Linked DNA regions of Mus musculus: all the other regions are linked to region 1. Evidence: chromatin loops called from intact Hi-C (ENCODE). Cell type or tissue: left cerebral cortex. All regions are shown on one strand. Links, peaks and the distances in the headings refer to the core of each region. The heading gives the core; the rest is flanking DNA.

Evidence for each region. Peaks named below come from ENCODE experiments on the same cell type or tissue, not always from the same donor. Only the 100,000 strongest peaks of a DNase experiment are listed, where the experiment ranks them.
Region 2: a loop joins it to region 1, with 2.0 times the contacts of the local background. A loop is called at or near these places in 5 of 42 quality-filtered maps.
Region 3: a loop joins it to region 1, with 3 times the contacts of the local background. A loop is called at or near these places in 16 of 42 quality-filtered maps.
Region 4: it touches region 1 in a loop (4-fold over the local background); 2 of 42 quality-filtered maps call a loop at or near these places.
Region 5: a loop joins it to region 1, with 2.5 times the contacts of the local background. A loop is called at or near these places in 5 of 42 quality-filtered maps.
Region 6: it touches region 1 in a loop (5-fold over the local background); 13 of 42 quality-filtered maps call a loop at or near these places.

The regions. Positions count from the first base shown.
Region 1 is chr11:98,979,165-98,984,483 of GRCm38, forward strand. It overlaps Gjd3 (gap junction protein, delta 3), which reads right to left and starts at 3,856. Exons shown (of 1, transcript NM_178596.3): 1 at 783-3,856. The coding sequence starts at 3,852. The coding sequence ends at 3,016. In left cerebral cortex, for the core only: a CTCF peak has its summit at 3,005; DNase peaks (open chromatin) are centred at 2,478, 2,929 and 3,527; H3K4me3 peaks cover 2,272 bases; H3K27ac peaks cover 1,738 bases.
Region 2 is chr11:99,290,075-99,295,393 of GRCm38, forward strand. The region is part of intron 3 of Gm32385 (a long non-coding RNA gene); the gene reads left to right. Among named protein-coding and RNA genes, the nearest start is that of Krt24, 7.5 kb to the left of the region's middle. In left cerebral cortex, for the core only: CTCF peaks have their summits at 2,962 (motif pointing left) and 5,180; DNase peaks (open chromatin) are centred at 2,951 and 5,161.
Region 3 is chr11:99,037,261-99,042,579 of GRCm38, forward strand. It overlaps Igfbp4 (insulin-like growth factor binding protein 4), which reads left to right and starts at 3,984. Exons shown (of 4, transcript NM_010517.4): 1 at 3,984-4,585. The coding sequence starts at 4,237. In left cerebral cortex, for the core only: CTCF peaks have their summits at 1,246 (motif pointing left), 2,659 (motif pointing right), 3,219 and 4,019; DNase peaks (open chromatin) are centred at 2,684, 3,195, 3,944, 4,400 and 1 more place; H3K4me3 peaks cover 2,233 bases; H3K27ac peaks cover 1,983 bases.
Region 4 is chr11:100,297,625-100,302,943 of GRCm38, forward strand. It overlaps Gm14206 (a long non-coding RNA gene), which reads right to left and starts at 3,302. Exons shown (of 5, transcript XR_880211.2): 1 at 3,085-3,302. In left cerebral cortex, for the core only: CTCF peaks have their summits at 352 (motif pointing left), 891 (motif pointing left), 1,678 (motif pointing left), 2,896 (motif pointing left) and 1 weaker place; DNase peaks (open chromatin) are centred at 875 and 2,874; H3K4me3 peaks cover 265 bases.
Region 5 is chr11:99,304,673-99,309,991 of GRCm38, forward strand. It overlaps Gm32385 (a long non-coding RNA gene), which reads left to right. Exons shown (of 4, transcript XR_389025.3): 4 at 1-820. Among named protein-coding and RNA genes, the nearest start is that of Gm32502, 15 kb to the right of the region's middle. In left cerebral cortex, for the core only: CTCF peaks have their summits at 3,138 (motif pointing left) and 4,923 (motif pointing right); a DNase peak (open chromatin) is centred at 3,116.
Region 6 is chr11:99,120,795-99,126,113 of GRCm38, forward strand. No RefSeq gene overlaps it. Among named protein-coding and RNA genes, the nearest start is that of Ccr7, 32 kb to the right of the region's middle. In left cerebral cortex, for the core only: CTCF peaks have their summits at 1,623 (motif pointing right) and 3,308 (motif pointing left); DNase peaks (open chromatin) are centred at 628, 2,078, 3,337, 3,854 and 1 more place; H3K27ac peaks cover 2,456 bases.

The DNA of each region.
Region 1 (5,319 bases), core at 246-5,245:
GCGGAGAACACCAGACACAGGAGATGCTGATGAGAGAGGTGTAGGTGACTGGTGTCTTACAGAAAACAAGCTGCAGATGCTTGGACAACAGCTGGCAGAGGTGGTCCCACCAGGTGGAGGTGCGCCAGTAAGGGAGTGGACCACACTTGGGAGGCAGAGGCAGGCGGATTTCTGAGTTTGAGGCCAGCCTGGTCTACAGAGTGAGTTCCAGGACAGCCAGGGCTGCACAGAGAAACCCTGTCTCGAAAAACCAAAAAAAAAAAAAAAAAAAAAAGATCTGATGGACTGTTTCTAAGTTGCTGGCCACTCCTTACCACATCCATCCATGTTCGATCAACTCCAGCCACACTAGTCTCTCTGTTGGCTTTGGCACACCTCCACCTCGAGGTTTGGCACTGGCTACCTGAATACCTGAATGCTTTTCTTGGAAACGGCTTCATGACTGGTCCCTTAAGTGTCACCTCCTCAGGAACATCGCTCTCCCCTTATCTTTTCTGATGTCTTTCCCACCAAAATGCAAACTCTATGAGGACAGAAGTGCCAGCCTGTAGATGTAGGTGCCCAACATCTGGATCTGGGCTGCATGTGCCAGCCAGCCACACCCGTGTCTGCAGACTGGGCTGGTTTGAACTGGCATGTACCTTATGTGTACAGTACACTCTAGGTTGGTGTGAGAAAAAGAATGGGAAATATCTCCTTGATCCTTGCAGACACTGACGGACGATGCGCTCAAGCGGGACTGTTTTGGATAAGGTAGGTTAAAGAAAACAACACTACTTACATTAATCTTGCCTGTGTCCGTTTGCTTTTTTAATGTGGTTGAATGAAAATTGGAAATTACATTGTAAGTATGGATGTGTGCTTTTAATCCTGGCAGTGGGAGCCAGGGACAGTCTCTGAAGTCACTGAATTTGAGGTCAGCCTCAAATTGAGTTCCTAGCCAGCCAGGGCTATGTATCTATCTCAAACAAAACAAAAACAAAACAAAACAAAACACAAAACCCCAAAAATCCTATCTCAGAAATCAAAATCAAACCTAAATATTACATTGTGTCTCATGTGCAACTGTATTGAATGTGAGTGATCTTGAACCGCTATTGTTGAGTGACTGTCTTTGGAAGGCAGCTGGACATCCACGAGTATGCTTGAGTGGAGGGTTCCAGGCTTTCGACCCGACATCCGAGAACCAGACTCGTCCACTGGGAGTGCGGGCGTGGGCTTCAGCATGGTGATGGAGTGATGGAGCCCAAAACACTATATGTCATGCCCAGATGGTACGAGGCTGGAACACAGGGTGCCTGACTGTAGCTCAGGGCAGAGAAAGCCATGCCTTGAGGCACATTTTCTTCAAATGAGACCAAAAGACAAAGGCAGGCAATGGGGGGGGGGCAGGCCTTCAGAAAGTAAGACTGCACCCAACAGCATGTCTAAAACTGGCATACCAAGTGGGCATGCTTGCCGGGGACAGAAACTTCAGGCTGGTTTGACGGATGGCAAGGTAGGGGTGGAGGCCCAACTAAGGGGAGCCTAGTGTGCAGCAAGCCTGGGGAAAAGGCTGGTTGTACCCCAAGAACAGGGAATTCCCCTATGGCCAATAAGGCTATGTAGAAAGCTCCCAGGGCATACAAAGGCCAGAGGAAGGCTGGTGTGGGGGAGAACGAGCTGTTTGGGGTATGGTGGCTAACGGCAGGGCCTGGGCAGTGGATCTGACAGAGCCAGGGGTGCAGGGGAAGGCAGCCAGGCCTGCTCTGTCAGGGCTTAATCACTTGGTCCTAGTGAGGGTATTCAGGATGGCCACACAGGTGACAAAGGAGGAACACAGGTGAGAGGACAGAACGAAAAGGGTGACAGAGCCATGTGGCATCTCTTTGGAAAAAAAAAAAGTCGGTGGCGCACACCTTTGATCCCAGCACTCGGGAGGCAGAGGCAGGTGGATTTCTGAGTTCGAGGCCAACCTGGTCTACAAAGTGAGTTCCAGGACAGCCAGGGCTACACAGAGAAACCCTGTCTCGAAAAACAAAAACAAAAAGTCTAGGCTAGTTGCAAGGGAATGGGGACCCAGAAACACCTCTCTTTGAAGGGCAGCTTTCCTTGACGATTGGTAGGAGTCAGTCACATTTATAGATTACAGGGAACAATGGCAGGTGGGACCAGAGATGAAGTAAGCCGAAAGCACAGCACTGTTTCAAGTCGAGCCCCACCCCAGTCCCAGTCAGCCTCCAAGGTGGAGCTTAGCTACCCTGCCTAGCCACTGGGCTACCCTGCCTGGCCACTGGGCCCAGAACACATCTGACTGAACAGGACTGTTTGCTGTCAGTTCCTGTTGGGGACAGAGTTGCCTCATAGGTGGCTGGGTTAGTGACTGACAGTGGTGGCGGATGCACACACAGAATGTACGTGTGTATAGGTGTGTATACAGAGCTAACACAGGACGCATGCGTACATGCATCCACACAGAGCCTTCAAGGACATACATGTACATTTCTGTGCACGCAGGCATGAACCCAGGTCTCTATCGCCTGTCACTTGGGAGATGTATACGTGTGGACACACGCATGTGCGGACCCTCACAAGCATACACATGCAAATACACACAGCTCATAGAGGTTTACTATGCTTGAGCAGCCAACCCATCTGAGTGTGTCCAGAGAGAGTGTGTGCAGAGCGCTCACGGAAAACCACTCTTCTCTGAATTAGCAGGGAACCTGGGAATGTTGCCATCACTGTTGATTTTTGTCCCCGGTGCAACAATCAGGTCACCCACGGCCGGTTTGCCGCCTCTCAGGGGAGCCCTTGGCGTCCTCCCTTTCCGCAGGGATCACAGCACCGAGGAGCCTCCCTGATTTAACACGGCTGCCGTAACCAGCACTAGGAAGTGCGACACCTCCCCCACCCGAACCCTGGCGGTCCCCTCTGCTCATCTTCTGCTCAGGCAGGGTCCTACGCAGTCTTTCAGAAGCAAAGCCTTCTGCCTCCAAGGACCCGGGTGCTGATATCCAGCCTCCGATCTCGCCGCTAGATGGCCAGGTCCTGGCGCACGGTAGCCAGCGACGCTTTGCTGTGGCCGCTGCCGCCTTCGCCCTCGCTGTCGCCTGCCGGTGAGCGGTGCGCGTAGGCTGGCGGGCCGAAAGGGTCGGGGTCCCCGCGCTGCGATGGCAAAGAGGGCGACGGCGGCGGCGGCGGGAGCAGCTTGGCGCGCTGGCGACCCTTCCAGAGCAGGTGACCCAGCTCCGCCACGCTGAGCAGCGCCGACAGCAGCCCGACGGCGAAGTAGAAGACCACGAAGACGGTCTTCTCGGTGGGCCGGCTCACGAAACAGTCGACCGTGTGCGGACAAGGTGGCCCGGCGCACGCGTAGTGCGGGTCCACGCGGAAGCCGTAGAGCAGCGCCTGGCCGCCCAGGAAAGCCAGCTCGGCGAGCAGGCGCAGAGCCACGCTCAGCAGGTAGCAGCGGCGCGCGCGGCGAGCGCGCAGGGCGCACGGGGAGCACGGCGCCTCGGCACGCCCGCGCGCGCACGGCGGGGCCAGCTGCGCACCACCCGCCTCCTTGCTGGCCTGGTGCATGGAGTAGATGACGAACAGCACCGGCGGCGCCGACAGCAGCAGGATGTGGAAGAGCCAGAAGCGGTAGTGGGACACCGGGAAGGCGCGATCGTAGCAGGTCTGGCGACAGCCGGGCTGCAACGTGTTACACACGAACTCCTCCTGCTCGTCCTCGAACACCGCACCTCCCACCGTGGCCAGCACCAGGATGCGGAAGATCAGCATGATCACCAGCCAGAGACGACCCACGAGCGGCGACTGTAGCTGCACCGCGTCCAGCAGGGAGCCTAGGAACGCCCACTCCCCCATGACGCTGGGGACGAGGAAAGGGGGTAGTCACAGGCTGGGGCGGGCTGAATACCCCCTGTCCCCCGCCACCCCCCACCCCCACCCCCACCCCCGTCCCTCAACAATCTCGGAGGGCGCCAGGGAAAGAATATTTTCTGGGGTTTAATGAGTTAATGTCAGAGTGTGAGGATAGTCCATCCTCAGCTATGGGATTCCTTCATATGGGCATAGAGGGGTGCTGAGGAGGGATTTCCCCGCACACCTGGCCTGGGCCTGCTTGGCTAGGGAGACCCTAAGGTTCCCCAGATTCTAGGTTCTTCTTCAGGGCCAACCTTGCTGGCCTGGCTTTTTGTGCCAGGAGCAAGAGCGGCTACTGGAGTCTAGAATTCTACGTTCCTTCTGTTTGAGACCCCTGGGAGCAAGGGGAGGGCCAGGCCGGGTGAGCCCCCACTGTCTCCTTTCTCTCTCACCTCGCAGCAGGGAACGCCTTTTGGGGTTGGAAGCTGACACAGAAGCCTGTTTTTCCAACTTAGGATCTCTCGCCCGCCCTCAATCTTCCCTTCCTCACCAACCTCAGCCAAGGAGACCGGGCACAGCCCCCTCGACTCCTCTCTGATAGCAATTATCAAGCATCTCTTGTAAGCCTCCCCAGACACACAGAATACACCACGTCCCGTCCCTGTAGACCCTTAGTGGCCTCTAGATGTCCCCAACCCCACTTACCCCGGGACCTGGGCCTTAGAGCTGAGCGGAGGACCTTGAGAGACAGCTGGGACCTGTCCCTCTGGGTCCCTCTTTCATTTTCCTTTTTGGCTTTGGCCGGGATGGATGATAGGACAAGTATGGCTGAGAGGGGCTAGCTCTCCCCCTTCTCTTAAAGGGACAGGGTGACCTGTGGTCCGGCTCCACCCTGGAAATAGATCCAGGGCCACACCCCTTGTTGGGTCCTTCCTGCCTTCTCTTTCCATCCCTTACCCCCCATGCCCATCCCATAGCCATGTCTCCATCTGGCGATGGACGGAGGCTAACTAGAGCTACATTTTTTTTTTTAATTGAGGGAGCCAGAGAGATCAATCATGGGAACCCTATCTCCTGGCAGACTCCTCAAACTGAAGACTAGGTCCACCACAACCAACTGACCCCATTTTTGAAGGGTCTTGTGGGCCAGAGGGAGATAACTTCGGCTTTTAGGGGACAACAAATATGGCTTTGGGGGGGGGGGGCTTTTGGTTCTGCCACTATTGGACCTTGGATGAGCCATGTAGGTCACTTGGGCTAAGATCTCTTGGTCTGTCACCTGAGCCAGCTAAACTCTAAGATTCTTACTTTGTTCCGAGACAGAGTCTCGCTGTGTAGTTCAAGCTGGCCAGGACCTTACCGTATAGGCCAGGCTGCCCTTGAAGTAAATGATCCTCCTGCCTCAGCCTCCCAAGTGCAGGACATTAAGTATGCATCACCACACCCGTCATAGTCGCCCATCTTAATGAC
Region 2 (5,319 bases), core at 271-5,270, 310 kb after region 1:
TGTCAAAGATAACAAATTAGTTCTTGGCACTTCCTCCCGTCAAAGATAACAAATTAGTTCTTGGCACTTCCTCCCACTGTAAGTGGAAGCCTGAAGAACATAGTGAGTTTTCAGTGGACTAGAACATCTGGATGTGACATTCTGGGTGTCTGGCAGCTAGCCAGGGGATGTCTAGTAACCAGGATCTCAAAAGAAATGACTAGACCACAGATGCCAGGGGTGTCAGCCCCACACTCTGCCCATAATTATATGATATTTTGACCAGTAAAGAATTCTATAAATAACAATTCTTGTACATATGGTTGTATTGCTGAGTGACTTGCAAATAGTCACTACCAGTGTTGGTTATTGTTGCCAAATAGATGCTGGGTGCTTTTATTTGATTGATTGATTGATTTTTTAATTTCAGCTGAATGTGTCCCATACTTTAAGATCAACAAAAATCTGACACGCTGATGGGAGTGGCTTATCACTCATGATGAGTCTTTGTTTGTTTGTTTGTTTGTTTTTTCTAGACAGGGTTTCTCTGTGTAGCCCTGGCTGTCCTGGAACTCACTCTGTAGACCAGGCTGGCCTTGAACTCAGAAATCCACCTGCCTCTGCCTCCCGAGTGCTGGGATTAAAGGCATATGGCAGCACTGCTTGGCTATGATGAGTCTTTGTTGAGAATGGAACTCAATTTGTATCTCCTGCTTATTCCATAGAACATTCTAGTGTGCATTTTTTTTCAAACAAGACATGTGATCAAGGTAGGTCAGAGGAGCATCTGAAGTTCAGAGTGTTTGATGATTGTTGCTAGAACTTTCAGTGGCAAATGATAAAGGAAAAGAAATAGTGTAATACGGGGCAGGGAGGATATGCAAGATCAGTGGGCCAGCTCCTGTGCAGAGTCATTACTTATGACAGCTCCAGACTCAACTACTTGAAAGATAAATGTTCTATCCCAGTGTGCATGCTGAGAGGCCACCCCATGGACCTAGCAGTGTCCATCAGTTGATTTCAGCCCAGTGCTAGAGTGAGGTGCCAGAGAAGTTACAAATTACCAATAAAAGGAGAGCAGATTGGGGCTGGTGAGATGGCTCAGCAGTTAAGAGCACTGGCTGCTCTTCCAGAGGACCCGAGTGCAATTCCCAGCAACCGCATGGTGGCTCACATCCACCTGTAACTCCAGTCCCATGGGGTCTGATCCTCTTCTGGCCTCTGTGGATGGTGCGTGACGTGGTGCACAGATATCCATGTAGACATAGCACCAATACACATAAAGTCAAACAAATTAAAACCATGTAAGAGAGCACAGACATTCTGCCTGTGTCTGTTTCTCCTCCTCCACCTCTCTCTTTCTTACAATCTTACCCCTTCTTTCTTTACTTGGGTCTTCTTTGATGTGTTGATTTTTTTCCTTTAAAAATGCAGCTATTAACTTCATTCATGTTTTTAAAATTAATTAATAAATCAACTTTTTTCAAGTTAGGGTCTCATGTAGCCCAGGCTGTCCTGAACTTAGGACTCTCCTGCTTATACCTCCCCCATGCTGGGATGACAGGCAGGCACAGTCCCAGTTTGATGCAGCTCTGAGCTCTAAGCTGTGGCTTGGTGCATGTTTGACAAGCACCGTGCTACCTGAGCCACATCCCAGTGCTTGCTGATCGCTTCTGTGGTTTACTAGTTTCGATTTCATCTTTGATCTTCATTATTTGCTTTCCTCTTAGCTCTAATACTAAGCTGTGATTGATTTCAGGTTCCTTATGTGATTTTTCCTCCATTTTTAAAATTAAATAATTACTGAGTGCACACATAGGTAGGTATATGTATGTGTGCACATCCATTTGCCATAGTGTGTTTGTGTGTATGTTTTTTTGTGTGTGTGTATGCATGTGTCTGTGTGTGTATATGTGTGTGTGTGTGTGTGAGGAGAGATGACAACTTGTAGAAGTTTTAGACATAGAACTCAGGTTATCAGCCTAGGTGGCAAATGCCTTACCTACTAAGCAATTTCAATGGATCTTTTGAGACAAATCTCATAAGTTCAGGTTGGCTTAGGACTTCTTATGTAGCCCAGGCTGGCCTTAGATTTGACACGTCCAACTGTATTTCTTCTTATGTAGGTACTTGTTCTTGTAAACTTTTCTCTTACCTTTGCCGGATCTCTAAGATTCTAAAGTATTGTTGTCTCCATTTTGTTTATTTGTCCTAAGAAATGTTCAATTTCTCTTTTTAAATTTGTTGTCCATTCATTGATTTAATTTTCACACATTTGTAAATTTCCCAATGTTCCCCCTGTTACTGATTTATATTTTTATACCACGGCGGTTGGGAAAGTTCTTGATGCGGTTTCAGTCTTCCTGAATATGTTGACCTGGTGAATGGGCTCTCCTGGAGCTGTCCCATGTGCAGTTGAGAGGACGTGTAGTCCCTTATCTGACGGAAGCTGTTATGTGTCTGCTATGATGTCTTGTTATTGATTTTCTGTTTGGATGATCCCTCAAGGCAAAGTGCTATCACATTATAACCGATCTCTCCTTTCTTATACCTCCACATTTACTTTATATATTGGTCTCTGGTGTTGGGTGCATATAGATTTATAATTGCTGTGTCTTTTGCTGAGTGGGTTTATCTTTATATAGTGATCCTCTCCCTCCCCCAACTTCTTCTGCTTTCTCCTCAACCCACCTCTCTCTCTATTACAGTCTTTTGACTTGAAGTTGGTTTTATCTATTTGTGATTATTCTATCTTTCTTTTGGTTTTCACTTGCCTGGTATATTTCCCCCATCCCTTCACCTTGCCTTCATGTGTGTTCTTATTGCTACATCTCATCTTGGCGCTGGAGAGATGCTGCCTCAGGGTTAAGAGTACAGGATGCTCTTTCAGAGAATGCAAGCTTGCCTCCCAGGCCCATGCCAGGCAGCTTACAACCTCCTGTAACTCCAACTGCAGAGGATCTGATGCCCTCTTCTGGTATCTCCAGGCACTGCCCTCACACCTGTAAGTGGATTTCTGCAGACAGCACATGGTGGGACTTCTGTAAGTATCTATGTGTCTTAAATCTATTTAGTCTATTCTAGGGAATTGAGAGGACTACAGCCGTTTGTTCGGTGGGGATTTGCCTCCGCTATTTTGTTAATTGTTTTCAATGTGTTACAATGTTTCCTTTCTCCGCCCTCAGATTTCCCCGGCGATGTATTTTGATTCCTTGCTTTTTTTTCCCCCTTCAGATATAGATTTCTACTTGGTGGTTATCATGAGGCTTACGAGAAACATCTTCCGGCTTAGCCTCGACAAACGAAGGAAAATAAAAACCCTCAGAGCTGTAACTGGAAAATAAAAACCCTCAGAGCTGTAACTCTGCTTGTTACTACCCTCCGGGTTGGGGACGCCGCCTTCACAGCTTTTATATTTCTCACCACCTGACAAATCATTTGCTTATTATTTTCAGCCATTCGCCTTTTCTTCTCACCCTGAAGGTGCAACTGACATTACCCCATTCCACCCCCTACTCTCCCCCTACATTATTAGAGTAATCATTTGGTTTTAGTTACCCACCAGTGCCCGGTTCCTTCAGACTGCAGAGCTCCCTTGAGCATTTCAGTGGAGACGGATAAGCTCACCTTTTGGTTTTTTTTAGGAGCACGCCCACCTCTCCTTCACTCTGTCACCCTGGAGGACATCTTTGCTGGATGCAGAATTCTTGCTCAACAGCTTTCCTCCGCAGTCCTCTGAATACACCATCCCACTTTCCCGCCATTTGTGAGGCTCCTGCCGAGATGTCTGCCAGGTGTGTGTGTGTGTGTGTGTGTGTGTGTGTGTGTGTGTGTGTGTGAACACTGGAACGCCCTTACCTGTGATTTGCTCTGTTTCTCTTGCTGCTTCCAAGATCCTTCTGTGTCTTTGAACTTTGGCAACTTAATTGTAATGTCCTAACAATAATCTTATTTGTACTGAACCTAACTGGAGACCTTTGACTTTAATTTGATTTTTCTGCTTTATTATTATTATTGTTGTTGTTGTTATTATTACAAAGATTTATTTATATATTTATTTTTATGTATACACATGCTCTACTTGCATGTATGCCTGCACGACAGAAGAAAGCATCAGATTCAATTACAGGTGATTGCGAGCCATCATGTGGTTGCTGGGAATTGAGCTCAGAACCTCTGGAAGAGCAGTCAGTGCTCTCGACTCCCGGGCCATCTCTGCAGCCCTGTTTTATTTATTTATTTTCATGTAAGTTTTCTACTCCTTCATGACTCTTTTCTCCCATTTGAATTCCAACTTGAATGACTCAGACATTTGCTTTTTCAATCTCTTCTTCCTGTCTCTCCCTCTCTGCCTTCCTCTCTCGTTCCTTCCTTATTGATTTCTTCTATGTAAGCTTGTGTGTGTGTGTGTGTGTGTGTGTGCTTGTGTCAGGTGGGTACACAAGTGCCACCATGCTGGTGTGGAAGCCAGAAGGCTGTGGCTGTGGATGACACGTCTCTCCTTCTATTTGGGGATTGAACCCAGGTCACGAGTCTTGGTGGTGGCAAGAACCTCTATCCACTGACACACCTTGGATGCTCATTCATTTTCTCTGCCTCTGCCTCTGCCTCTCTCTCTCTCTCTCTCTCTCTCTCTCTCTCTCTCTCTTCCCACTCTGTCTGCTTCCTTCCCTGCCTCTCTCTTTCTGAGGATGGATCTTACCATGTAGCCCAGTGTGGTGTGGAACTCACTATGTAGATCAGGCTATCCCAGGCCTTGTGTGAACCTCACCGACTCCCTGTAACTGAGATTACAGGTGTGTACCACTGCATCTGCTAAGCTCTGTGCACAGCTTTTCATTCCTTTTCATTCTCTTTTTCCTTCCAACCATATATTGTCAAACGTCGCCCCCCCCTCCCCCCAAGCTCATGGATTCTTCTACTTAATCAATTCTGCAGTCAGTGCAGGATATTGGCTTTTTTCATTCATTTTGCCTAGTGCTTTGTTCAGTTCCCTGCTTTTTTCTGTTTGATTTTTTTTGAAATCAACCTACTGTTAATTGTTTCATTATAGTTATTTATTGTTCATTTCATTTATTGCTTTTCTGATGTGCACTGAGTTCCCTGACTTTTGATATTTTGCCAGTATTATTGTCTCTGGCACCTTCTTTTGTCCCTCTGGTGACGCCTATTTCCTGGATTCTTCTGCATCCTGGTGGCCATGAGGTGACTCTGCACTTGAAGATGTTTTTATTGGAGTCTATACAGACTTGGCTTACCTCAGAAAAACCCTTTAAACCAGCTGTTCTCAACTCGTGGGTCGTAACTTCGGGGGTCTAACGACTCTTTCACAGGGTTGAA
Region 3 (5,319 bases), core at 320-5,319, 58 kb after region 1:
GATGCCCCCGAGGGCAAGCTTATCAGATTGGGTGTTCCCTGAGAACAGAATTTTGTTTATTTATTTATTTATTTATTTATTTATTTATGTATTTATTTATTTATGAGAAGGTCTCACTATATCCTGGAACTCACTATATAGACCAGGCTGGTCTCCAACTCACAGAGCTCCCCTCCTGCCTCTGCCTGTGCTGGAATGAAATATATGCACCACCATGCCCAGTCACAACTCTGTCTTTATTGGCTTTGAGAGCCCCGACCCCTACCCGCAATCTGTTCTCTGAGGTCAGCAGAAGCCTGGAATTGTCCCAGGAAGGCAGCTAATGAGACTGGCTGATCATCAAGTCAGGGAGAGGATGGGCAGGAAGGGGCTGGATGGATGGGGGGGGGGGGGAGAGTTTCCTCATCTGTGCATCAGGTAGAGTGTCTTCCCAGGTCCCAGGAAGCAGGGACTGATAAAACCGTCCATGCTCCCGCCCAGGCAAGAGCAGGGAAATAGGATTCTGCTTCCCAGAGGCACATTACAGGAGCGTCCAGCCCACAGGAGGCGAAGCCAGGTGGAGGGACCAGCCTGTACCAGTAACTCTGCCCGTGGATTTCAGACTCCTCCCTTTCTTCTTGATTGTTTGAGACAGAGTCACTGTATGGCCCAGGCTGGCCTCTCCTAAGTACTGGGAGTATAGGCCTGGGCAACCATGCCTGGGTAAAATGACCTTCAGGGGCTACAGAGATTTGAACCTAGGACCTCATGCGTGCTAGGTAAGTACTCTACAAGTAAGCTATATATATCTCCAGTTCTCAGAACCCCTGTCATTATCCCCTCTTGTTTTCTTCTAACCATTCTCCATGGTTGAGCCCATGAATTTTGCCCCTTCCCACTTCCTTTTTACCTCCCTTCCTTCATTTCTTCAATGATGAAAATTACTTATTTATATGTTAAATGGGGACCTGAAGACAGATGGCTCAGCTTCCAGAGAACTCCAGTTCAGGTCCCAGCAGATCTCAGGTGGCTTACAGTGCCTATAACCCCAGCTCCAAGAGATCTGATGCCTCTGGCCTCTCTGCCTCTGTGGGTTCCTGCACTCATGTACACATCCACTTAACAGACACACACACACATAATCAAAAAATACTAGGGCAGGCTGGAGAGATGGCTCAGCGGTTAAGAGCACTGACTGCTCTTCCAAAGGTCATGAGTTCATTTCCCAGCAACCACACAGTGGCTCACAACCCTCTGTAAAGGGATCTGATGCCCTCTTCTGGTGTGTTTGAAGACTGCAATGGTGTGCGCATATAAAATCAATCTTTAAGAAAACCACTATGACTTGGTAGCCTGTCTTCTATGCTAGCACTCAAGAACCAGAGGTAACTGGATCTTCAAGAGTTCAAGGCTAGCCTGGCCCACATAGTGACTTCTAGGCCAGCAAAGGTTACATAATGAGACCTCCCGTCTCAAAATAAATAAATACCAATAAATCCATTTTATAAAGATGTTAAGTAACAGATCTATAATTGTAAAGGGCTCTGCTACAACTTAACACTCAGAGCCCTGGCTCTGACTACTGTTCCTCCTATCTCCTTGAGCAGCTTTTACTGCTGAGAGGCACACTAAACCAAGAGAGGCTCCAGTTTGGTGGAGGAGACACAGGTCGCACCATCAGAAGAGCTCCTATAATCTGGGATGAGTTCCTAGCAGGGGAGGCCTAGGAAGGACAAAATGCTTGGTGCCTATCTCCTTCTAGGCACTTCTCAGAGATGCTTATAAAGTCCCTTTTGCTTGACAGGTCCTGAAGGTCCTGAGCTTCAGCATCCCTAATGAGGGCGAAGTGACAGGCTGGATAATCATCTAGTCTGACCATGCTGATACCAGTTTAATTTTATTCTTGAGCACAGGAAACTTGGCTTCAGGTCACATCAGCAGTGAATATTTCTCATGCCCCAGAGGTAGAACTGGCTTCGAGTGCCTCTGGGTCCCCATGTGTCCCATATAAATATCTCCTAGAGCGCCTGCCCATGTCTTAGAAAACTTATTTTCATTACACACTTGTCTTCTCTCTTCTTGAGGCAAAAGTCCTGGGATAATAAGTGCTTAGTGAATGTACCTTATGTGGAGAGTCATGCTTGAGCCCTGACTTCCCGGGAATGGGGTGGGGGTGGGGAGACACCAGAGGAAGGTTTGGGGGCAGAGGAGGTGTTGGGGTTGCAGGATGGGGGCCTCTGTCTCATCTAGAGACCTTTACAGAACACCCACTTTCATCAGCACGCGCGTCTATTCATCTTGGGTTTGCTGTCTGGCCGGCAAGTTGAGTGCTGGGCCTCAGAACTGTCCTTATTGGTCCTTCTTGTTCCCACAGGAGCTCCAAGAAGTGGCATAGGCTTCCTTTTAGCTAGACACCAACTTCAACTTGGTGCATTAAGTATAAGGCTGACTGGGTTTAAGGACGAGGATGGGGGCAGGGACTGGCTTCCGAATCAAAAACAAAACAAAACAGAAGCAAAAACAAAAAACCCGCTGTCTTCCCCCAGGAGCTTCAAGAACCCGTTCTGTTCACTTTTCTCTATGGCAGATGAGACAGGAGAGACCCAACTTTATCCTTGCGATGGGACTGAGGGAAGGAATCCTATCACTTCAACCCTCCTGCAGTCTTAGAGGTTGCCAGTAGGTGCCGTCAGTTCGCAACTTTTTGATCAGTCTTCCAGGTCCGGGTCTTGGTGCCTTTCTCCCTCCAACCGCGCCAACAGTCTGCGGTGCAGAAAGTGGGAGGTGGCCTAATTCCTCCGAGGCTGAAAGACCCCGACTCTGGGACAAAGAACCGGAAGAGGTCTAGGAAATCTTTAGGTTGGTTGCTCCTTGGATGTTTAGCCCAACCCTTCCGGACCCCATCCACCCGCAAAATCCTTCGGTCCTCCGACTGTGCCTGGACAGACACAAGAAGCGAACTCCTTGGTTGGGGAGGATGAGGAGGCGTAGGGAGAAATGAAAAAGAAGGTGGTAGGAGGTGGGTCTCTCCTCCAAACGCGACTCTAGATCAATTCCCGTTTCCAACAGAATTGCTGCGAGGGGAAGGGATATATTTATCAATAATCCCTTTATCACCCAGGGGCAAAGTGGCGTCGGGAAAATTAAAAGGCCGCTTCTCTTTCTGGAAATCTTTGACTGCCATCTACTGGGAAACTGTTGCAGTAACTATGCAAACACACAATGAGTACATGAAGTGGAGCCCCCTGGAGTTGTTCGACTCACATCTTGTACAAAGCCAATGGCAGTCTCCTTCCAGAATCTAAGCAGGGCGGTAGAGGGAACAACATCTAGGAAGGAGGAAGAGGCTTGGCACTTTGTTCTGGAGTTCTGGAAGCAGAGTGCAGCAAGGCCCAAATGGAACCAGGGGCGGGGGTCAAGCGACAGGGGTTCAGGGGCAAGTGAGAAGACTGCCTATTAGCACCTTGAGGCCAGAACTCTCCTGGACCCTTTACAGAGTGCTTAGTCGCCTTGTCCCACTTTAGCGCGGTCTCTAGAGGTTGACTGGACATACCCGGGGGGTGGGTGGGGGTGACCGGAGGACTCTGGCCAGGGATGGGAACTGAACAAGAGAATCTTGAATCCGCTATGAGGTCAGGTTTTCTGTGGCAGCAGGAGGATCTCCTAGGTGTCTGGGAAGGACTCCTTCGAGGTCGAGGGAGGGGGGCAAAGCAACATCCCCTTCGTTTCCCCTCGCCCTGCTTCCTCTTCAGGGTCCAGCTCAGAGGCTCTCCGCGCGCAGGCCACCGCTTCCAAACTGCGTCGCTTTCTTCGGCGGGGCAAAGGACTTTCAGATGTTGTAGCGGTGGCGGCGACTCAGGCCAGCGCCCCCTCCCCCCTAACGGCCTCTTCTCCCGCTCCATTGCTCCAGTTCCCCCTCGCCCTCCCCTGCTCTCCCACCTCGGGGACGGCGCTGGGGGTGTGGCCAGGGGGCCGGTATAAAGTCCCGGGAGCCGGTCCCGGGCAGCCGCTCAGCCCCCTGCCCCCCGCCGCCTGCTGGGCCGGCCGAGGATGCAGCGCAGCGCCTCGGTGGCCAGGCTCGCTCTGCTCCAGCGTGCTTGCTAACTTCCCCGGCTCCGTCTCTGCCTGCCGGGGTCGCCCCGTGTCCCTGCGCCCTCCGGGTCTGGTTCTCTAAGCTCTCTGGGCGCTGCCTCCGGGTCCCTTGCAGCCCGCTCGCGAGCCCGCGCTCCCCTCCTGCGCCCCACCCTCGTCCTCGCCATGCTGCCCTTCGGCCTCGTGGCCGCCCTGCTGCTGGCCGCAGGGCCTCGGCCGAGCCTGGGCGACGAAGCCATCCACTGCCCCCCTTGCTCCGAGGAGAAGCTGGCGCGCTGCCGCCCCCCCGTGGGTTGCGAGGAGTTGGTGCGGGAGCCAGGCTGCGGTTGTTGCGCCACTTGCGCCCTGGGCTTGGGGATGCCCTGCGGGGTGTACACCCCACGCTGTGGCTCAGGCATGCGCTGCTACCCTCCCCGGGGGGTGGAGAAGCCCCTGCGTACATTGATGCACGGGCAAGGCGTGTGCACGGAGCTGTCGGAAATCGAAGCCATCCAGGAAAGCCTGCAGACCTCTGGTAAGGTACACCTACCTTCCCTCGGCCACATTTCCCAAACACCCTCCTCCCTGCAACTTAGTTCCCATTCTGGCTGGCCTGGAAGGCCCGTCAATGCCCCCTGTGAGTTGAGGAGAAGGGAGGTACGTGGCAGAGCTTAGAAACAGCCAAGAATGCTGGCATTTAATCCCAGCACCAGTTGCCACTGGTCGAGGGAAACCTACCCCACCTCTTCATCTCAAACCTCCTAAGTACTTCTTTGGGAAGAGGGGCCTTGGCCTCAGTGGTAAGCCTGGCTCCTGAGGTAAGTTAAATGACCTGATTCAGTTACATTTGTCATCTAGAGTTAGATGACTGCGATGATAAGGTGTGCGTGCGTGTGTGTGTGTGTGTGTGTGTGTGTGTGTGTGTACATGCACATGTGCATACGTGTGTGCATGTGTCTGTGGGGGGTGATAAGGATGGTGTGTGTGTACATGCGCATGTGCATACGTGTGTGCAAGTGTCTGTGGGGGTGATAAGGATGGTGTGCTTGTGCACGTTTGTGTGATAAGGATGGTATGTGTATTCGAGCGGGAGGCAGTGTGTGTGTGTGTGTGTGTGTGTGTGTGTGTGTGTGTGTTGGGACGGTTCCTTTCTGTTCCTGATCCAGAGCCTGATCCACACACCCAGTCTCAGGTGAGAGGTGTGAGGAGCCAGGGGCTGGGCCTTTCACTCATCACCCTGGGGTGAAGTGGGACATACAATTCAGAAGA
Region 4 (5,319 bases), core at 255-5,254, 1.3 Mb after region 1:
CCACCACCCCAGGCTCCCCATGCCTTCCTGGTTGCCTTGCCCCTTCCCTTGAACTCCCTCAGATCCTGTCACCTGGATCTACAACCATGAAAAGGGACGTGCGCCTGTTAACAGCTTTGTTCCCAATGCAATGCCTGACAACTGACAGGTGCTTAAACACTAAATGAATGAATGATTACAGGTAAACCCACAATCGCCACCCAGAACTCTGACCATCAGTTGCAAACTGTGCCAACACCCACAGACACTACCCACTGCATCCCAGTCGAACCTCCCAGGATCCACTCAGACTAAGACAACCAACCCCACTGGGGAACCCAATGCCAGATCCAGAGAACACAGCACCCCCTGCTGGCCCTGTGGCATAACTGCCTCCCAACTTCAGGTAGGAGGTTATCAATGCTGGAGCCGTCAGGGCCTCAGAAGTAACAGCTGCGAGATGCTGGCAGCTGCAGGGCCATTTGTCACTCCAGCAATGTCAAACAACCATCATCCAAAGGAGCGACCCACTCCCTGCATGGGTGGGAAGCTGCCCCAGAGGCACAAAGAGCTTATCCCAGGTCACTCCACAAGAAATTGTCCTACATTTTCATTATAGTATGTGCGTGTGTGCACGCGCGTGTGTGTATGAGTGCGTGCGTGTGCACGTGTGTGTACGTGTTCTTTTTCACCATGTTCGTCGGCGGGATCGAACTCCATGGTAGGCCTTTTCCTGGTCGGTCTACAGACACACAACCCCATGCTTGACGCCCCTGGGCCAGCCCCAAAGTCCCCCAGCCTTAAAGAGAGGACTGTGCCACACATCTCTGGAGCCCCAGTAATTATCAGCTGAAGGCTAGACTCAGGCAGCAGGTCTCGTCTCTAAACCCGGTCTGTGCTGCCATCGTGTGGCCGCCGCTGGAAGTGCGCCTGTTCTATGACTGCTTAGACCCTGAAATTCTAAATTCTTCTTGGGTTGATCTAAACAGGTTATAGCTGGAGCTCCAGGGGATACAGAAAGGAAAAGACATGGGGGGGGGACGCCTCCAAACTGAACTTGGAGTCGGTTTTCCCTCAGAACAAAAGGTAATTCAGGAGATACCACATCTAAGTCACTAGAGAAGACCACTTGAGAATCAAGTGTGACTCCTTGAGTTTCAGGCCCAGGACGTGTGACCACAGTCCTTAGGTGAAGAACAGATCATGTGAGACAGGATATGGGATGACAGGACACATTGCCACGTCTGAGTCACAGGGTTGGGGGAGGGGATGATGTCATCGGCTGACTAGAGAGCCTTGGAGACCAGGGACATACCTGGGAAGAAATCTGAGACAACTAGAAATAAGAAGTGAATAAAATCTAAGAGGCCTGGGATTGCTGCTTACACACAGATACTGGGGTATTCACCTAAACAGTGTTCTTTATGTCACACGTGTTTGGCATTTCTCAAGACCTTACTACAAGCCATACCAAATGGTGTGGAAACATTTGGAGTTTACTATAGCAGAGTTGCTAGAGCGCTTGCCTACCATGCACTGGGCCCAAGGATCAGCCTGGGTTCAGTCATTAAGGCTACATAAACTGGGGGTGGGAGAGATGGCTCAGTGGTTAAGAGCACTAACTGCTCTTCCAGAGGTCCTGAGTTCAATTCCCAACAGCCACATGGTGGCTCACAACCATCTGTAATGGGATCTGGCGCCCTCTTCTGGTGTGTCTGAAGACAGTGATGGTGTACTTATATACATAAAATAAATTAATAAATAATTTTTTTAACTACATAAACTGGGTGCAGGCCTGCCTGTAACCCCAGGACTCAGAAAGTAGAGACCAGAAGCTTAAGGTCAAGACTGGGGGGATGGCTCCCCAGATAAGTGCTTAGCTCTTTCAGGGAACCTCAGGTGGGTTCCTAGCACCCAATTCAAAGGATTCACAATCACCTGTGATGGCAGATCCAGGGGAGCTGGCATGTTCCGGCCTCTGCAGGCGGCTACACACACACACACACACACACACACACACACACACACACGGCACAGGTAAACTCAGGCACAAACACATCCGCATAAATACAAGTAAAGACTTTTTTAAGTTCAAAGCCATTGTCGTTTTGTTTTGTTTTGTTTTGTTTTGTTTTTTAGACAGGGTTTCTCTGTGTAACCAAGGCTGTCCTGGAACTCACTTTGTAGACCAGGCTGGCCTCGAACTCAGAAATCCGCCTGCCTCTGCCTCCCAAGTGCTGGGATTAAAGGCGTGCGCCACCACCGCCCAGCTCAAAGCCATTGTCTTAGGGTTTCTGTTGCTGCCATGAAACGCCAGCACCAAGGCAGCCTAGGGAGAAAAAAAATTTATTTGACGTTATGCTTCCACGTTCATTATCAAAGGCCAGGAACTCAAACTGGGCAGGAACCGGAGGCAGGAGCCAACGCAGAAGCCATGGAAGGGTGCTGCTTACTGGTTTACTCGGCCTGCTTTTTTTGTTTGTTTGTTTGGTTGGTTTTTTGGGTTTTTTGGGGTTTTGGGGGGGATTAAGACAGGGTTTCCCTGTGTAGCCCTGGCTGTCCTGGAACGGCCTCGAACTCAGAAATCCGCCTGCCTTTGCCTCCCAAATACTGGGATTAAAGGCATGCGCCACCACCGCCCGGCTTCAGTCTGCTTTGTTATAGAACCCAGGACCACTGGGCAATGGTGCCTCACTCCTTTAATTCCAGCACTTGGGAAGCAAAGGCCGGTAGATCTCTGAGCTCCAGACAGCCAGGATTACAGAGAGAAATCCTGTCTCGAAAAAACAACAGCAACAACAACAACAAAGGCTGAAGCACTGGCTCTCTGATTTAGAGCCTGGGTTCCATCCCCAGTACCTAGATGATGGTTTACAACCATCTGTAATCCCCGGGGATCTGGTGCCCTCTTGTGGTCGCTGGCGGTACTGCATGCATGTGCTGCTCAGACATACATAAAAACAAAATACCTGTACACATAAAATAATAAAATAAAAATAATCAAAAATAAGAAGAACCTAGAACCACCAGCCTAGGAATGGAAGCCACAGTGGCCTGGGCCCTTCCTCATCAAGCACTAATTTTAAAAATGCCCTACAAGCTTACCTGTAGCCCGATCTTATGGAGGCATTTTGAAGTTCCCTCTTCTCAGATGACTTTAGCTTCTATCGAGTTGACATAAAACTATCCAGCACTGTCCTCCTCCGCTACATAAAAAGGTGGTGGCCAGAGGCTGGGGAGATGGCTCAGCAGTTAGGAGCTAGGCTCACAAGCAAACAGAGAGAGATTTAAGCCTACCTGAACATCAGTAACACGGTGGTAGATTCCAGAAACGGGACGGAGCCGGAGGGCGGGGGGGGGGGGGGGGGACAGGACGGGAGGGTGGGGGCGGAGCAGGGGAGATGGAACAGGGTAAGCACATTACCCAGAAGCCTAAATAAATAAGGAAATTGTGTTTGTAAGGAGAGAGAGAAGGATGGGGAAGACAGAGAAGGGAATGTGGATTGACAGGGGGAGAGGTTGGTTTGAAACGCAATTAAAACTGGATGATCAGACCATGCATGGTGTCACACAACTTTGATGCCTGGACTCGGGATGCAGAAGCAGGTGGAACTCTCTAAGTTCTAAGCCATCCTGGTCTATATAGTGGACACAGTCTCATTCTTAGGTAGATAGGTAGATAGATAAGTAAATAGATAGATAGATAGATAGATAGATAGATAGATAGATAGATAGATAGATAGATAGACAGACAGACAGACAGAGAAGGAAGGAAGGAAGGGCCTCAGCGAAAAGGTAACTTTAAGGCAAAACCTCAAGACTTTGAGAAAGAACCAAATATCTGCTCCATCCCAGGGTGAGGATGTCGCAATAATGCTCTGATACCCAGGACGTAGGGGCGGAAGATGGAGATAAGCAGAGCCCAGAGCTGATTGACCACATCAAGGAAAGACAGAAGGGCTGGAGAGAGAGATGGCTCTGCAGTTGGAAGCACTAGCTGCTCTTCTGGAGGATCAGGCTTCGGTTCCCAGAGTCCACATGGCAACTCATGGCTGTCTGTGGCTCCAGTTCCAGGGGAGCCAGTGCACTCACACACATTCACAAGCATGCAGATGGAACACTGATACACATTAGATAAATAAATAAATTTTAAAGGAAAAGACAAAGACTGACTCCACAGAACAAGGTGAGACTTTGGTTGCTATGGAAGAGTCAGACACCGGAAAGCAGGGCTGGGAGCAGAGAAACACAGGAGGAGACTGGGAAACTCTTCTGTAACCCGTGAAAGCCAAAAAAACAGCCAGTCCAGAGCACTGTGCAAGGGGAACCCAGGGTGTACTTAGCCCATTGGATATGGAGTAGGAAGTGAGGATCTAGGGCAGTGGTTCTCCACCTGTGGGTCTCTGCCCCTTTGGGAATCAAAAGACCCTTTCACAGGGGTTGCATATCAGATATCCTGGATATCAGATATTTAAAACATTACAATTCTTTTTTTTTTTTTTTAAAGATTTATTTATTTATTTATTATAAGTACACTGTAGCTGTCCTCAGACACTCCAGAAGAGGGAGTCAGATCTTGTTACAGATGGTTGTGAGCCACCATGTGGTTGCTGGGATTTGAACTCCTGACCTTCGGAAGAGCAGTCGGGTGCTCTTACCCACTGAGCCATCTCACCAGCCCTTTTTTTTTTTTTAAAGATTTATTTATTTATTTATTATAAGTACACTGTAGCTGTCCTCAGACACTCCAGAAGAGGGAGTCAGATCTTGTTACAGATGGTTGTGAGCCACCATGTGGTTGCTGGGATTTGAACTCCAAAACATTACAATTCTTAAGAGTAGCAAAATTGCAGTTATAAAGTAGCAACAAAATAATTTTATGGTTGGGGGTCACAGCAACATAAGGAACTGCACTAAAGGTTGAGAACCACTGATCTAGGGTGTTGTCTCCAAGGTAACAGAGTTGCCATGGGTTGTAACAGTGACTCATGGGAGGGGAGAGATGCTGGGGCAGGTTTGATTTGAAACAGAAGTTTCACTCTGTGAATTACCTGTGCACATATGCACTGTAAAGTATAACAAAGTTTTCCATGATAAAGTCTTTGTTTAGTTTTGAGCTTTGTTTATATGCTTGGTTAAATATTTTAGTTTTTTTAAGATTAATTTTTATTATTTTTAATTGTGTATATATGGATGGAAGGTATTTGTGTGTGTGTGTGTGTGTGTGTGTGTGTGTCCCTTTCTGTGTTCCTCCATAGTAACATAGTTCTTTCAACAGGGCCACAAACTCCCTAATAGTTCCACTCCCTGTGGGCCAAGCATTCACACACATGAGTCTGT
Region 5 (5,319 bases), core at 178-5,177, 330 kb after region 1:
TTCTGCACACGTTTATTGGGAGAGCTTGATTGCCGAGGTGAAGAGACCCCAAGCTCAGAACTGGTGCTGCTTATATAGGCCTAGGAGAGGCGTGTCTCACACCTGGATTGGTTGTGCTTGGGTTATGCTTACCACCTCATTTGCATGCCTACATCTGATTGGTTAACTTCTCTCTCATCTGATTGGTTAACTTCTCTTTCATCTGATTGGTTAATTTTGGTTAGTTCTCAAAACCTCATCTTGGCAAAAAAACTTTACTGCCTATGTATGCGTGGTGGCCAGCGGTAGCCAGAGCCACCCTGCAACGGCACATGTGGCTTCCCACACATGTGAAAGGTTCAAGGTCCAACATTAGCTCCAGAGTCTGGTCTGCAACACTAATAAATCAATCTAGGGGTGTGGGTTAAAAAAATGGGTATCTGACTAATATTATTGTTCATATGGTTTTGTGGCTATCCCTGAAACCCGTTATTATTTATTGCCAGCAAGGACAAAGTTTGGACCCTAGGTCATAAACAACGCTCACCACATGTATGACAGATCTCTATTGCAAAGGAGATGCTCTTGGGTTGTCTTATGACCCTAAGTGTATCCATGAGCCCAGCACAAAGTTGGGCAAACAGCTCTGTGGAGGGGACACCCAAGTCATCATAGCACCCCAGAGGGGCAGGGTACTGTTCCACATTCAATCTGTTCAAGTTGGCTGTGTGCTTCAAGAGGTTGATGGGCATGGAGAAATTATTGTTGTAGAAGCTGACCTTTGTGAGCCGGTAGTGAAAGAACCTAGTGGGGAAACCCCCACTCAGCTCCCGATTCGGCGTGCACCCAAGAATCACGAATAGAACACAACACCTTGATGTAACAACAGGAGGTATTTTAATGGCGGAGCTCCGGGTCGAAACGTATCTCACACAGGATACAGTGGATTCGACCACAAGGCTTGGAAGCTAGGGGTTTTTATAGAAAAGGAGTGGGGCTGGGGGAAGAATTGGCGCGGTTTCACATGATTGGTCTATTTAAACATCAGCAGCCTGTAACATTTAACTTAGGTCAGAGGGGTGGGAGATAGGGAGGCGATGGGCCTGCCGGGGCATGTCCTGGTCTGTTCTGCTATGTTCTCAGCCCCAGGTTTCAAAGCTCACAAACAACTCTTTGGGCTATTTGACATACATTACATGAATCACAGGTCTCAAGTTTTATTTCCTTTCAGTAGCAGTGGCTGAGGGCAGGCATAGGGATAGAGAATTGAGTCATTCATCCTACAACCCTTTAAGTCCAGGGACTGCAAAATGTCTGTCACATTTTCTAGAAGATCTTGGAGAGGCATAATAGCCAAACACAATAAGACTATGCCTCTCCTGTCCAGATGTTTGAGCTGAAAGAGCCTCTGACAGCAGGAAAAGGAATCCAAGCCTGACTGTGAGATTTGGTAGTGAGTGATGGAGAGGGTCTCCAAGGGCACCCTAAGACCTGTTTCAAATGATCTCTAAGATAGCACAAGCCATTCATGGCAATGCTTGACTTACTATAAAAGGGGCTGTTTGGCCCCTCCCCACTTTCATATTTTCTTATTCTCTGCTCCTTCCCTTCCTGCCCCATCTCCCTCTCTTACCCCTCCCGGCCATGGGTTCCTGGCTGGCCTCTCCTCATGTCCCCTCCTCTCTCTCCCCTCCCCTCTCCCCTCTGCCTTTCTCTGTCTCTACTCCCTCCTCAACTCTCCTTTCCCTGCCCTAAATAAACTCTATTACATACTACATCCATCATATGGCTGGTTCCTCAGGGGGAAGGGATGCCTCATCGTGGGCCAGCAGAGGCAGCCTCCCCCACCCTCTGTCTACCTCAACATACTGTGTTTCTACCTAACATATCTTGACTCTTTTTTATAAAACACAACACTGGGGGTGGAGGTGGGGTGGCTTGTGCCTTTGGGTGAGGGGGTTTGGGACACCTGTCAAGAATGTCAGGAATGGCCGGATGGTGGTGGCCTTTAATCCCAGCACTTGGGAGGCAGAGGCAGGCAGATTTCTGAGTTCAAGGCCAGCCTGGTCTACAAAGTGAGTTCCAGGACAGCCAGGGCTATACAGAGAAACCCTGTCTCAAAAAACAAAACAAAAACAAAAACGAATGTCAGGAATGTGGGACTGGGCTTTTTGGGTGCCTTTTCTGCTTGGAGGCTTTCTCTCTAGGTGGTGTTGGAGGGAGAGATAGGAAATGGAATTTGCTAGACCATGTAGTGGAGGGGCAAGCCAGAGATGCGAAGTGAACAATATTCATTTGCACTTGTGCCTGGGAGTGGTCCAGCTGGATCTTATGAGGTTATCCAAAGAACTAAAACAGGACAAGACATTGTAACCTTGCAACCCAAGTCTGTTTTTTTGCTAGCTACGTAGTTTCCTTGGTTTGGGGCTACATTTCTAATATTTTTCACTGAGGTGTAAGTGTTTTCTTTAAATTTTGTTTTCCTGTTATGTATTTTGTTGATACAAGTCTATCTTCTTTCCCGGCATGTCTCCATCATCCCTAAGACATTCTCTTGTGTGTGTATGTCAGTGTGTATGGTATATGGATATATATGTTTGTGGTTACCCACACATGCATGTGGATGTGTGGAGCCAGAGGATCTTCCTTTATCACTCTCCACCTTGTTTTTTGAGACAGAGCCTCTCATCAAACCTGGCACTCACTAAGTGGGGAGTCTGAAGAGAGACACCACAGGATGAATTTAGGCTTCTCAGCAGCAGTGGTGTGTGTGTGTGTGTGTGTGTGTGTGTGTGTGTGTGTGATTTGCAAAGACTGAACTTCGAATCCGCTCTGAAGAGCCTCGATTGTTACAAAAGACACTTTTAGCAAGTCAATGTCTGCATACCTTCCTTACCTGATCTAAGAGTTGTCTGAAGAAACCGGTCCCTTTGCAGTTCTCAGTCACAGAACTTCCTGTGTGCCACTTGGAGCTAAGTTATGCAAAGGCTCTGTTTCGCCTTGGGAAGAGCAATGCTGTAAACCTCAGTTAACAGTCACTGACTATCTACATAGGGCTACTTCAAAGCTGAGGTGCCATTACTCAGGAATTCACCCAGCTACAGATGGCTCTGCTAAAATTCTGCAACAGATGCCATCTTCTGGCCTCTGTGGGTAGTGCATGCATGTGGTGCACGGACATATATGTAGACCAAACACCACTACATATGAAATAAAAATAAAATTTAAAATGTAAGAGAGCATACTTTCCACTTTGTGACTCTTTCTTCTTCACTTCTTTGCTTTCTTATAATCTGTATTCTTCCTTTTTTCTTTTTTCTTGAGTCTTCTTTAATTTTTTTAAATTTAGCTAAAGGTTTTGTTTGTTTGTTTGTTTTTGTTTTTTGTTTTTTGTTTTGATAAACTTTAACCTTTAAAAATACAACTATTAATTTCATTCATGTTTTAAAAAATTAATTAATTGAGCAATTAACTTTCTTGAGACAGGGTTTCGTGTAGCCCAAGCTGCCCTTGAACTTCTAATGTAGCCCAGGCTGTCCCTGAATTTCTGATTTTTCTGCTTTCACTCCCCCTCCCCCATGCTGGGATGACAGGCAGGCGCAGTCCCAGTTTGATGCAGCACTGAGCTCTAAGCTGTGGCTTTGTGCATGTTGGACAAGCACCGTGCTACCTGAGTCACATCCCAGTGCTTGCTGGTCGCTTCTGTAGTTTCCTAGTCTCTGTTTCGTCTTTGAACTTTGTTATTTCTTCTGCTAACTTTGAACTTTGTTCTTCCTTTACTAAAATCTTAAGGTGTGATTTCAGGTTCTACAGCGGGACTTGCTTGGACCCTCCAGTGTATAAATAACGACACAGAGGTGTCTGTTAGAGTTTAAAGCTTAGGCCTTTTGCTGGGCAGTCTCCCAGCTAGCTCATCTAACGTAATCCAATCATTTTGCCCAGAACCTGCCATGTGGCTCACTCTATATCTTTCTCTGCTCTGGTCCATCTGTCCCTCCATGTCTGCTCTTGAATCTCCTGCTCCTACTTTTGCTTTCTTCTCCTAGAATCTCTCTCTCTCTCTCTCTCTCTCTCTCTCTCTCTCTCTCTCTCTCTCAAGTTCTGCCCCCTACTTCCTGCCTAGATATTGGCTGTCAGCTCTTTATTACAACCCATCAGCAGTAAGACAGTCCCTGATACAATTCTAGATTGACTCTAAGCATAGAGGGTTGTCTGACCGACCGTCAAGTGTCTGAGCAGGTACGGATGGACAAGTATTTACAAATATAAGGCTGCTGGTAGGCCATAGAAATGACAATATCAATATCCTGCCAGCATTTAGGTCTCTGCCTGTACAGAATCAACGATTGAAAAATACGGAGACACACCCTCATACAATGTATACCCCAACAAGGTTTGTTTGTTTCTTTAGAATTATTTATTTTATGTATATGAGTACACTTTCACTGTCTTCAGATACACCAGAAGAAGGTAACAGAATTCATTACAGATATTTGTGAGCCACCATGTGGTTGCTGGGAACTGAACTCAGGACCTCTGGAAGAACAGTCAGTGCTCTTAACCTCTGAGCCATCTCTCCAGCCTCCAACAAGTTTTCTTATTGGAAGTTGTTTTTTTAAAATTAAAATTAATTATATAATTGATGCATTGCAATTTCGTGTGTGTGTGTGTGTGTGTGTGTGTGTAAGAGAACAACATGTGGGAGTTATGGGCATGGACTCAGGTTATCAGGCTTGGCCAGGCTTGGTGGCGAGAGCCCTTACCTTCTGAGCATCTCAATGCCCCTTTTGAGTCAAAGTCTCACAGGACAACTCAGTTTCTCCTCACTCACGTAATTTTCATTTTTATTGTTCTTACAGCTGTCTTTTTAAAAGATTTAGTTATTTATTTTATTTACGTGAGTACACTGTAGCTGTCTTCAGACACACCAGAAGAGGGCATCGGATCCCATTTACAGATGGTTGTGAGCCACCAAATGGTTGCTGGGAATTGAACTCAGGACCTCTGAAAGAGCAATCAGTGCTCTTAACCACTGAACCATCTTTCCAACTCTCTTATAGCTATTTTAACCAAATTAATTATTACTTGATTGTTCTTGTATTTTTCTCTGAATAAAAATGTATTTTTCTCTGGTAAATAAGTTTGCTTATTTATCAAGTGTGTGTGTGTGTGTGTGTGTGTGTGTGTGTGTGTGTGTGTGACAGCCAGTTTTCTCTTCCCACCATATGGCTCCTGGGAATCGAACCTAGCTTGTCAAGCTTGCTGGCAGGAGCCTTTGTTTGCTGGCCCATTCTGTTCCTTGTGTTTTCACTCCCTCAAAATGCCCAACACTGGGAAGAT
Region 6 (5,319 bases), core at 273-5,272, 140 kb after region 1:
GCCGGAGAAAGGAGCCAACAGCCGCCACATCTGCTTGGGCCTTCCTTGCTGGCTGATTAAGGATTCAGCCTTGTTTAAAAAGCAACAAGGAAAGTCTTGCTTGGAGCAAGGTAGCAACTAAGCCCATTTCAGAGGTGAGCCTGGGGCTGCCTCCTCTCTGGGACACTTGGCTTCTAGAATGTCACAGGGCTCCTCCTTCAATCCCCCAACCCCTCATCCGGAAAAAGAGCCCCTAGATCGCGCAGGCTCGGCAGGGGCTTTGTGTGCGTGAAGAGAGCTGCGGGCATATCATGCTCTCTGTGGCGCAGGCGGGGGCCCGCGCTTGTGAGAAGTTGGTACAGGCCTACAGGACAGAGCTAGAACATTTCCATATTAGACAAGCAACTTCAGCAAATATTGTTTTTGTTATTGAGACGATGCTATAAATGTTCGAGTATGTGGTAGGCATACCACACATCCTCCTGCGAGCTCCCTTGAGTGTGGGCTGGACCTAGTGACTTGCTTTCTAATGAATAAAACATGGCAGGAACGAGAGACGTCCTTTATGAGATTAGACCCTGGATAATCGGGGCTCTCAGCTTTCTTCTTACTCATTCCCTACAGCCTTCGCCTTTATTTGCTGTGGGCCTGCCATGTGAGGGGCCGTCCCACGTAGAGACTGGCGTGCCAAAGACCTGAGGTGCTGAGAAGACAGAGGCCTTCAATCCAACATCCCACGAGGAGCTGGATCGTGCCAACAGCCATGTGTGAGATCTTGGAGGTGGATCGTTCCCTGGCAGAGCCCCGGGGACACCGTGACTGCAGCTTGCAGATACCACACCTGTTTCCATCCCTGCAGGAGCTGAGATCATTGAAGTTCTTCTTTAGGACATTAACCTTTGGGGTGCTCAGTTACCCAGCAGCAGGCAACTAAGATTGGGAAAGGCCTGCCATACCCGCTCCACTCTCCCTTATACCTTTTCTTCTCTCTCTCTCTCTCTCTCCCTCTCTCTCTCTCTCTCTCTCTCTCTCTCTCTCTCTCTCTAATACATATTGTCCATGTCGTGGAGGACAAGATCAGGCATGGTTCAGGAGCACTGCCTTGTCCCATGGAAAGTAAGCGCTTCTTGGCCGGATAACGTTTCATGAGTTGAAGCCTTTTATTATTTTTTTCCTTACCACTTTTCAGTAAGGAGGTGGAGTAATAACTGAATATCTAAGTTCATGATCTGTTTCTGGTGCTCTCCTGGGCTGGCAAGATGGATCAGCAAGTAAATGGGTAGGCTGAAACCCAAGTTTGCTCCCTGGAACCCACAGTGGGGACAGGAACTTCAGAAGTTGTCCTTGATTTTTCACTTTGGCATTAGGGCATGCATACCTCTGCAATCACATGCATGTCACACACACACACACACACACACACACACACATTAAAATATCAAAAAGGAAACCCTATCTATTATCTTTTTAAAACAAAAAAAGATTTATTTATTTTATGTATATTGAGTACAGCGTAGCTGTAGATGGTTGTGAGCTATCATGTGGTTGCTGGGAATTGAATTCAGAACCTCTTCTCGCTCTGGCCCAAAGATTTATTTATTATTATATGTAAGTACACTGTAGCTGTCTTCAGACACACCAGCAGAGGGCGTCGGATCTCATTACGGATGGTTGTGAGCCACCATGTGGTTGCTGGGATTTGAACTCAGGACCTTCGTAAGAGCAGTCAGTGCTCTTAACTGCTGAATTATCTCTCCAGCCTTCTGCCAATTATCTTAATTAAAACTTACATGAGCAGCTAGATGGCTTAGCAACCAGCAGTGTGGAATTCGACAACCATTGATAATCAGTAATCAAAACTACCCTGGAAAACTCCATGCCTTACTTCGAAACCCAGGGGTCCTTGGAACCCCAAACGTCAAGAACTATTTGGGTTGTTATCACTGTTGCTTTCCAGTTTCCCTTCCATTTCCTCAGAGCACTGGGATTATCTTGGACATGAGCAGGGAGCCTCCTTCCCCCACAAGCATGGCTGGTTGAATAGCTGGCTGGGTGGGAGGGCTCAGGGACTTGATGTATAGATGAAGTGCTCTGCTCAGGCCTGGCTCTTCCACAGCTGTGTTTTCCCAGACTTGATTGCCCATTGTGTAGACACTCCAGTTTTTGAAACTGCTTCCCTGTTTTGGTTGCCAGCTTTTGACCTTTAAAGAAAGACTTCCATGCACGCATTTATGCAGATCAACGCTTGGCTTCCATTAGAATTGTTTCCTTGGGATAAATTCCCAGGAATGAGCTGACTAGGTCAAAGTGGGGTAGAAGAGCGTTATGCCCCTCGCTAGGAATTGCTTTATTGCTTTCTAACGACCATCAGAGCTAGCTCAACAGCAGTGGTTTACAAACTGTGAGGGGTCAGCTTCAGGGCTACATGTTATTCACACCCAGAAAATCAACTCCCAGGTCCTTGACAATTACCCAAGGAGAAGGTGGGGGGGGGGGAATGGGGTTCACTGCCCAGCATTCTGGATGGAACCATAGGATGTCAGGAAGTCTAAGGCCCAGGGAGCAGAATGAATGGTGTCCAGCTTGAGCTGTCAACGACATGGTCTTGAGTTTGACTTCTCTCTTCGGAGGTCTCAGCCCAGAATGACCCCAACTGATAACCAATACTGACCTTAAACTCCTGATCCTTCCTGCCTTCTTCTGCTGAGTACTGGAATGTATAGCCATGTGTCACCTCCCCTGGTTGGTCCTGAGTTAGAATTCTGACGTTGCCACTGACTAGCCTTAGACAAGTTACTTTAACTGAGACATCATTTTTCTTTGCATCTATAAGGCAGAAAATGATAGTGATTCTGACCCCCCCATAAAAATGAGAGGAGGGGCGGAGAACTGGATAGGCAGTTAAGAGCACTTGTTCTTGCAGAGGACCCAGGTTTTATTCCCAGCACCCACAAGGCTCACAACTCCAGTTTCAGGGGACCTGACACCGTCTTCTGACCTCCGAGGGCACCAGGTACGGATGTGGTACACACACAGGCTAAACACCCCTGCACATAAAATGATAAATCTCACAAAAAGATTTAAAAGGCGATGGGGAGACTAAATGAAGAATTATTTATTATAGAGCAAGAGATGGGGATAGGACTAGGTGATAGATGTTTCGTCAGCATGCTCACTTCAGTGGCTTAGCCTTAGTTTCCATCTCAGCCCTGTGCACATCCTCCTCTGCTGAGTCTCCATAAGAGACCCCATTTCAGGTTCTCCAAAATTTCCCTCAGCATCTCCTTGTCTCTCTGAGGCCAAATAGTAGTAATCTTGGTGCTGAGACCTTGAGTCTGATAGTGTTTGGATGCCCCCTTGTGGGCAGTTGTTTTCATTTGTGCTTTCTCAGCTAAAGGTGTGCGTGTGTGTGTGTGTGTGTGTGTGTGTGTGTGTGTGTGTGTGTGCACGTGCGCGCGCGCGCATGCGGGGGTGGGGTGGGGGTGGGGGCCTCTGTTTCCAGATAAAACAAGGATATCCCCTCACCTTCCTTGCTGGCTAAGGAAGGGTGGCTTTACGGACTCTCCGCTTATCTGTATGTTGTAGATGGGAGCTGCATGTGCTGTGGGTGTGATCTCATGTGTGTGCCCTTCTTCCCATGTGATCGTTTGGACCCGGCTGTTGTGATACACTCTGATCACTTCTGCTCGTTCAGATGGACAGTCATCAGGTACTTTCTGAAGAAGCACCAGAAATCAAGACAGAATTATCTGTACCCCCTTCACTCTTAGATCAGATAGACAGCCAAGTACATCACTACATCTCAGAGCCTCCTAAACTGCAGGGAAGCCGCCTGGCAGAGCCGACTGCAGCTGATCCCTGGCTCCCCTTCATCTGTGGGGTTTGTATGAAGGACATGCATGAGGTTTTAGAAGAAAGCAAGGCTGTTTCTGAGTTTCTTCTGGCTTACACCAGGGGCTTTGGCCACGATACCCCACATATTCTATCGACTTTGATGTTTTCTGATCTTTATTCACTCTGCCTGAGGAATTCTTTTTCTTCCACCCTTCAGTCACGCTCCACCCGCTTCCCTGAAGAAATGAGAACCAGATTGCGTGGTTTGAGCAGGAAAACACTGGCATCCTCACACTGGCCACGGGTGAATGTTTCTCTGCTCCCACCCCTGCCTTGCTGGGAATCTCCAGCTGCCCAGAAGTGACATGGCCAAGCGGGTGGGGGGTGGGGCGGCGGGAGCTGAACTTTGGTGAGCGTCTCATGGACCCAGTTCCTTTTACATTTGGCCATTTGAGGGTCCCTGTGAGGATACCACCGAGCTTGTGAAATCGCAATTCTAGTTCAGCAAAATGCACACTCATCTGGACCTCTGTAGGTGACCCCGCTGGGCATATAAGAAGAGCCTTCTGCCCTGAAGAGGACCCAGGAAGCTCTCAGAGAAAAGAGACGGAAAGGCAATGACAATGAAGCTGTTTAATGTGGTTCAGACACTTGTACCGTAGAGGTGAAGGTGTGACCAGAACATTGAGTTGTCCTTTCTGTTGACATTAGTCTGGAGGAAGATGTCAGATAATATGCCAAAAGCCTGTAGGTGACTCTACATTTGATTATAATCAGAATATATAGTTTACTGAGTGACTTCAGTCAAAAACCTAACTTCTTTTTTTTCCCCCAGTATGGTTGAAAAGGCTAACACTGAGCATGGACAGTGTCTGTCTGTCTGTCTGTCTGTCTGTCTGTCTGTCTCTTTCAGATTTTGGAATAGGATTTTGCTGTTTCCCAGGCTGGCCTTGAATTCACTCTTGCAGCCTGGACTTGAACTTGTGACCTCAGGCCCCTGTGGAGATACTATGAGGATGGCCTGACATAGGAAGTGTGAAGCGTTTATCTGCAGGGCACACAAGCATCAGAACCCACATGAAAAAGCTGTGCCCCTGGAACCTCAGCTCTGGGGAGGTAGAAAGGAGGCTCTTGGGGGCTTGCTGCCCCAGCCAATTGGTTCAGTTCAGGGAGAGACTCAGAAACTAAGGTGGGGAGTGGTTGAGAGGTTAGCCTCTGGCCTTACATACATGCACACATATATGTAGCCATGTAGGTATACCCAAGTACACATGCACACAGATACAGACAGGCAGGCAAGCAGGCAGGCACGCATGCACGTGCTCACACACACACACACACACACACACACACACACACACACACACAGAGAGAGAGAGAGAGAGAGAGAGAGAGAGAGAGAGAGATCCTAGCATCAGGAGGCACTTCCAAAGTTGGTAGCCCTGCCATTTGTATTGGTCTGGATAGGCTAACTGGTCTAACAAACAGGCCAAGAATAGCTAATTG